Regions from separate parts of the Homo sapiens genome. Here region 2 is linked to region 1. Evidence: chromatin contacts called from ENCODE Hi-C data. All regions are on one chromosome and are shown on one strand. The core of a region is the stretch at or near the end of the contact, and the rest is flanking DNA. Distances in the headings are between cores, read along the strand shown. Region 1 overlaps LINC01748 (long intergenic non-protein coding RNA 1748). Region 2 holds the start of LINC01748 (long intergenic non-protein coding RNA 1748).

The links. A loop is a pair of places that touch in the nucleus more often than their neighbours do. Pooled maps may share reads with other maps.
Region 2: a map of endothelial cell of umbilical vein shows a loop between it and region 1 (4-fold over the local background). The contact joins the promoter of LINC01748 here to the enhancer-like site in region 1. A Hi-C loop is called at or near these places in 3 of 168 maps with a recorded cell type or tissue (aorta, dorsolateral prefrontal cortex and endothelial cell of umbilical vein) and 1 of 50 pooled maps.

Annotation. Positions count from the first base shown.
Region 1 is chr1:60,571,725-60,575,233 of GRCh38, reverse strand. The region is part of intron 4 of LINC01748 (long intergenic non-protein coding RNA 1748); the gene reads left to right. Among named protein-coding and RNA genes, the nearest start is that of LINC01748, 49 kb to the left of the region's middle. Within about 2 kb of position 1,358, at least 6 of the 41 ENCODE cell types and tissues checked have a DNase peak (open chromatin) inside an H3K27ac peak, as active enhancers do; they include endothelial cell of umbilical vein, where a contact is called at or near this core.
Region 2 is chr1:60,621,052-60,624,605 of GRCh38, reverse strand. It overlaps LINC01748 (long intergenic non-protein coding RNA 1748), which reads left to right and starts at 1,921. Exons shown (of 8, transcript NR_146508.1): 1 at 1,921-2,109.

The DNA of each region.
Region 1 (3,509 bases), core at 109-2,608:
GCTGGGTCAAATGGCATTTCTGTTTTTAGGTCTTTGAGGAATTACCACACTGTCTTCTAAAATGCTTAAAGTAATTTACACTCCTACCAACAGTGTATAAACATTCCTCTTTCTCCACAACCTTACCAGCATCAGTTATTTTTTGACTTTTTAATAATAGCCATTCTGACTGATGTGAGATGGTGTCTCATTTTGGTTTTGATTTGAATTTCTCTAATGATCAGTTGGAATGAGGATGTTAATGGAACACTATGCAGCCATTAAAAAAAAATGAGTTCATGTCCTTTGCAGAGACATGAATGGAGCTGGAGGCCATTATCTTCAGCAAACTAATGCAAAACAGAAAACCAAATACCACATGTTCTCAATTATAAGTAGGAGCTAAATGATGAGAACACATGGACATATAGAGGGAAACGACACACACTGAGGCCTACCTGAGGATGGAGGGTGGGAGGAGGAAGAGGATAAGGAAAAATAACTAATGAGTACTAGGCTTAATATCTCGGTAATGAAATAATCTGTACAACAAACCCCCATGATGCAAGTTTACCTATAAAACAAACCTGCACATGTACCCCTGAACTTATAATAAAACTTCAAAACAAAACAAACAAAACAAAATAAAGCCTCTAATTAAAATGGAGAATGAGTAGCTATGGAGACAAAGGCTTTTCTGTAGATACTAGAGACAAGAAGGAGGCCCTGTTGCTTCAAAATGCTGAGGTTCCTTGAGAATGTCAGTGTAGCCTTCATAAAGCTCCGGATTTCTCTCTTTTGGGGCCATGAGGGGTTATTTGCTAATCTGGAAGTTGGCATTTCGGGTGAACTGGATTTTAACTCAGCTCACTCTTCATTTTTTTGATGGCCATGGAGAAGGGATAGTGAGAGATTGAGAAGTGGAGGCTCTGAACTCCTTGTGGAGCTGTGCTCACCTCACCCTCCACCTGGGTGAGCAGGAGTTGCAGATCCAAGGGCTTTGGGCCACTAGACCTCTGGGTGGTGAGGACAGACTGTGCAGAGAAGTCATCAGCCTAGGGATGGCCTTACCACAAACTCTCTAACCCTGTGCTTTACACACTCCTGACAGGTAGAAAGTAAATTTGCATAACAAACTGTTTAAATATTCAATTTTTATCCAGCTTCAAGGCACTCTTTGTCCTCGGTAGTTCTAATGATTAGTGACCCCTTCAAAATCAGCATCATTTGTCAAATCAAATTAGCCTCCTTACTAACTGCAAGGCAGTGACATTCATCTTTTTGATGCTTTCAAACCAGTCGGAGGTAAAGTTCTCAGATGGAATGGGGCTTGGTATGCTGCATGAGTCACTTCCTCAATGAGGCAATTGTCAGAAAAATAGGAGACGTAGCTCTAAGGTAAATATTGTTGGGTCATTTGAAATGTATGCAGATTTGACATTTCCCTTCTGATTAGCATGTCTACACATTAAAGTTTTGTGTATGTCACATTGGATAGTTCAGATGCCAGGGTAATGTCAGTGAGCACTTGATAGAAACTTAATTTTGCTCCTGATGAAGAAAATGGAAGGATGAAGAGGAAAACCTAAGGTGAGAACCTTATTTAGAGTGTACAGGGGGTATTCAGAATAAAAAAAAAAAATGCTGGGAAGGAAAGTGTCATTATCTACTATGTGCCAGTTACTTTATTACCTAATTTAGTCCTTTTAGGGATATTGACCCCGTTTGAATAATTAAAATAGGTGAATCAACAGGCTTAATGCCAACAGATAGTAGAATAGTAGAGCTGAAAGTTCAAGCTCATGTGTGTTTGATGCTGAAGTCCATGCTTCTTCCTGCAGAGTGTTGCCTCCATATGATGCAAAATATCCAACCTAGCCCTGACATGAAAACTTAATTGAAAGTATCCAACAGTGGGTAAGCATCCTGACTCTGTCATTACGTTGCAAATTTAAAATTAGAAACTCAGAGCATTTCCTGGTACAACTTGTTCTTTTGTAAATAATGACTCTTCAGTCTCCACTTGAACACTTGCAGTGACCAGGAGCTAGCTTATGATTTCACCATTCATCCATGTCTATATTTATTCCTATGTCCCTTCATATACCAATAATTATGTCCTTCCATATTTAAGTGTACAATTGTATCTGCATCTAATTATGACTTTAGAGTATTTGCTCTGTTAGGGACTATGTTGTGTCTTTCACTTATTGTATCATTTATCATCACAAGAAGCCAGTAAGATATGTTATATTATTATGTAGACTTAATGGAAAAAAAATACTTGGACTTAAAAAAGATAAGTAGCTTGCCTGAGCCACATAACTAAGGAGCAGCATGTCTAAGTAGTACATCACCTCCCAGTTTCAAACTTTTTTCTAATACAGTGCTAATCCACAGCTCATAATATGCAGAAAGAGCAATATCAGCTTTTATCCTCAATTTGAACTTGCCTATCTAATCCTGCTTTCTTATTTTGTGTTGTCAAAATCATATAAAATATAGTACTTGTTCAAGAACATTGGCAAAGTGCTCCAACTAAATCCAGGCTTTAGAGATCATCTGTACATAAGGGCTACCGCTAGGCACTTTTCTCATACCCAGCACCATACATTAGATCTGGGGTTGGCAACTATGGCCTACAGGTCAAATCTTTGTCCATGCCTGATCTTTTAAATAAAGTTTTATTGGAACATAGCCATGCTCATTCATTTACTTATTGCCTTTTTTCTCCACTACGAGAGCACAGTTGAATAGTTGTGACAAGACCATATATCCCATAAAGCCTAAAATATTTACTCTCTGATCCTTTCGACAGAGTTTGCTAACTCCGCATTAGGACTCTTGCATAAATCTATCATGTTACCTATGGAAAAGGTGTACAAAAGGGATACAGAGTATCTGGGGGTGGCCATGCATGCTATAGAATAAGTTGCAGAGTAATTGCCAAAATAGTGTTTTAAGCTGGAGAACCAAGACAAAGAAATGGTATCCAAAGTGTATTTTAGTTCAAGCTCTCTGCTATTAATGCAGGGATTCTAAAATTGCTCCTGCAATTCTCACCAAAGGGTCAGAGGATATTAACTTTATTCACTTATCCTGAATCTTCCCTGTAAAACAGTGATTCTCTCTCTCTCTCTCTCTCACTGTCTCTCTCTCTCACTGTCTCTCTCTCTCACTGTCTCTCTCTCTCTCTCACACACACACACACACACACCACTTACTGAACCATGAATAAAAATCCCAAATCTACTGAGTCATAAAAGCTTGGAATGAAACCAGGACATCTAAAATTTCAAAATGCTTTATCAAGCAACCAATGTCTGGGTATCATTGCCACAAGCAACTACAAATATATCTAATTCCTTTTGCAGCAAGCATTTGAAGATAATTATCATTTTCGTGGCTTTACATACATCTACATGTCAATAACTTGACCTTGGCTTTTATCTGAGCTGTCACTTGGCGTTTCCACTTGGCATCTCAAACTTTTCCTGCCTCAACACAAATTTTTGATTCCCCCACCAAAA
Region 2 (3,554 bases), core at 672-3,171, 49 kb before region 1:
GTATAAACTAGACTCCCTGACATTCCTGGGCCTTCAAGACTCAATGGCTTCTGGTAAGCAGCCACTCAGGCCTCCAGTTGGCCTTAACTAAGTCAGCCCCAACACACCAGTTCCTTAGAATTACATGCAAGGTCATAGGATTTCAATTAAAAAAATACTTTAACACGAGGCCAGAATACCTATGGCTGTAACCTGCTCTTGAATAAACTTTCTCCCTGTCATTTTTTTGTGTGTGTGAAATACTTTACTCTTTTTATAGATCTTGGTCTTTTGCAATCATACAGGATTCTATTTGTTGAGTACCTTCTTTGCATTGGAAATTTGAATTTCTTTTTACCCTTACAGTATACCTATAAGGCAAATATCATCAACTTCATTTTACAGATGAACAATAAGTTACTAGTGAACTGGTGATGAAAATTAAAGAAGGCTTTTGAACATGAATATACCTTTTCAATATCCTTGACAGATGCCAACAGAAAAAGTTAAGAAATGAATAGGATACAATGTTTTCTAAACTGTTCCCATAACACATAGTTGGGTATTTGCAGGGACTTATTATTCAGTTAGAACAATAAGTGACTTATTGATTAACTGCTTCTAAATGATATAAATAGGGTTTAAACTAGTATTTATCATGTATACACAATAAAGATTTATTGTTAACATAAATTGAGCATTTATCATATTCTAATCACTGTTCCATTAGATTGAACCACATAAAATTGCTGCTCTTTCACCTATCAAATGGCAATTTCATGTGGTTTAACCTAATAGTTGTCTCATTTGATTTCAACAATAGCCTTAGATGCAACTGTTTTTAATGTCATTTGTAGAAGAGGAAATGGAAGCTCAGCAAGATTAAATAATGTGCACAGAATTAAGCAGTCAATAAGGGGGACTTCTCCCCCAACCTCAAACCAAGCAATTCTTCTTCACCATGAAGTGGTGACTCTGATGAAGTGATGTGACACTTTTATTGTCTCCAGTGATGGTAATTTTGAGTTTATTAGTTCAGTCACTTCATTCAGTATACTGAGCACATACTGTAGATGTGAATCATATGTATTCAGCCTTTGAAAGAACAGAAAGGTGGAAAATCAAGCTAGTTAGCCAGAGTTGGGTTTTACAAAAACAGTGAAACAAAACCATCTGAAACTGATTTTTTTTTCATTATCTATGCAGGTAGGTCTTGAAGATTGTTTCTTAAGTTCTCAGAGGTTGGTTATTACTGGAAAAAATTAAGTGTTGATTTCTAAAGTAACTGGACCCTTTGGATAGTGTAGGTTCTTGTGTGTTTGTTCAGTCGTTACTTTCATTGTACCCTCTGCCTGGGATGCTTTGTTCCTAATCACAAGATCTTTTAAGTCTTACCTCTGCGGTCACTCTTTCTGTAGGGATCCTTCATTATTTTCCCTCTGTAAATGAACTGTCCCTCATTTTGGCTCTCATTGCAGTTGTTTTCACTTTTCGTATGTCACCAGTCTCCTTTCCTAAATTATGTTTTATTATCCATTCATCTATTCACCCATCCATCCATCCATTCACCCATCCATCCATCCATCATACTACACATCTATAAATTTCTAGTCAGTGTTAGGGGCCCTGAAGTTGTAGGGGTGAAATGATACAGTTTCCACCCTCAGAGGCTTAATGGGGAGACAGAGAAACAAACAGAACATTTCAGTCAACTATAGGTCTCCTTATTCCAGCTCTAACTCATCTGAAAATGCACTCCTATCAGTGACAGTTGCTCATGATGGCTGTGATTCTGGTGGATGATAAAGATTGGTGGGGAGATAAAAGAGAGAAAGGAAGAAATATGCTCCCTGTGCTCCAGAATGGGGTTGGGAAACACATGATGCATGTCTCTCCAGCCCACTCCAGCCTCCTGAGCTGAGGATCAGCAAGACAGATTATGCAGTGCGTCTTTGCAACAGAGAGGAGGTCTGCTCATCCCACATTTGGAGCACCCGTGGGTGGAGCAGGGAAGATTTCTGGGAAACAGTGTTTGAATTGAATCATGAAAATGAGTAGGAGTCTGCTACATGGGTAAGGGAGGGAAGAAAAGTCAGTAGAGAAGGTAGGCAGTGCTTGCAAAGGCCTGAGGTAAGAGATAGCATGCTGTGTGTCCACGCACGTGTGTGTATGTGTGTGTGTGTGTCTATAAGAAGTCTGCTATGGCTACTTTAAGATGAAAAGTGGAATTTGGCAGGAATTGAGTGGTCAAGAGCAAGCAGTGAGATAATGACATTTTTCAAAAAGATAGCAGTTTGGAGAATGGGGAACGCATATCTTACATCCATCATTAGACTGTGATCTGCTTGAGGGTGGAGATTTTAACCCTGCTTATATCCTGGTATGCCAAGCTCCTAGAATATCACTCCACACGCTTTGGAATTGCACTATAGCCTGGATATCACATTTCTTTCATTCTGAGGTGGCTGGCTTGAGGAGAATGAATGTCAGGAGAATATTGCTAGTTTTTAGGGGAGACACAGGGGAAAGAGAGGCACTGGGATATGAGTGAGAGGAGTCTTTGAAAGAAAAATGAGGCTTAAATCCATTATCACCAGCATTAAAATACAGCATTTCTTCTCTGAATAGTATTTGTTCCTGTTTACTTTCTTCCTTGTGGCATTGAGCTGGGCTGCATTTGCCATTTAGGCATAATTACTATTTTATTATTATTTTTTTTCACAGTTAAGTGGAGCATTTGAGCACAGCTGAATTGCTGGGAGCCTCGGTGGAAGAAATCTATTAGTGATACGGCTTGAAACAATACACAAAAGGCCGCTGCGTGTGGTCTGCCCTCCACGCTTTCAACTTCCTTATGTGGAACAATAAATCTCCGAGTCAGCTAGAACGCAGAGACTCCCATCCAACGAGAGCCGCATTTTTATCTTTTATTCATTGGCAGGAACATTAGCTGTAGGAGGTATTCAAATCACACTTTTATTTAAACAAACACAGCTGGATCGCAGCCTCTTAATATAGCAATTCTCTAATGAAAAATAACAACATAGTATTTATCTCTTTTCTTTTGTGTGACTCTCAATTTGCTAAAATTAGGCAGACTTCAATCCCATACAAAATTGGCATGTTTTCATGACCAGAGCTCATCGCAACTAACTGCAAAATTATAATGGGGATGTAATTATAGGAGGGCATGTGAAATACACATCCTTTTGCTGCTGTAAGCTATATGGGGTTATACAATTATGTTATAATAACATCATTTATCTTAAAGGAGTCAGACAGCTGACTTCATTTATTTAACTTGAGCACTCCAATTATGTGCTGTGTCAGTTTAACATAAATGTCTTGCCCAAAGAACATGGTGTAATAATAATGGTAATAGCAATAATAATAATAGCACACATTTGTATAGGGCTCTACAGAGCACAAAGGGTTTTTACAATTGCTGTCTTGCTGGAGTCTCCTAACAGTCTGTAAGGCAGGCATCGATGCCTGTAATCTTGTGCCCCATTTATTGTTGAGAAAACTGAGGTTCAGAGAAGTGAAGTGATGTTGACAAACCTGTACACTTATTA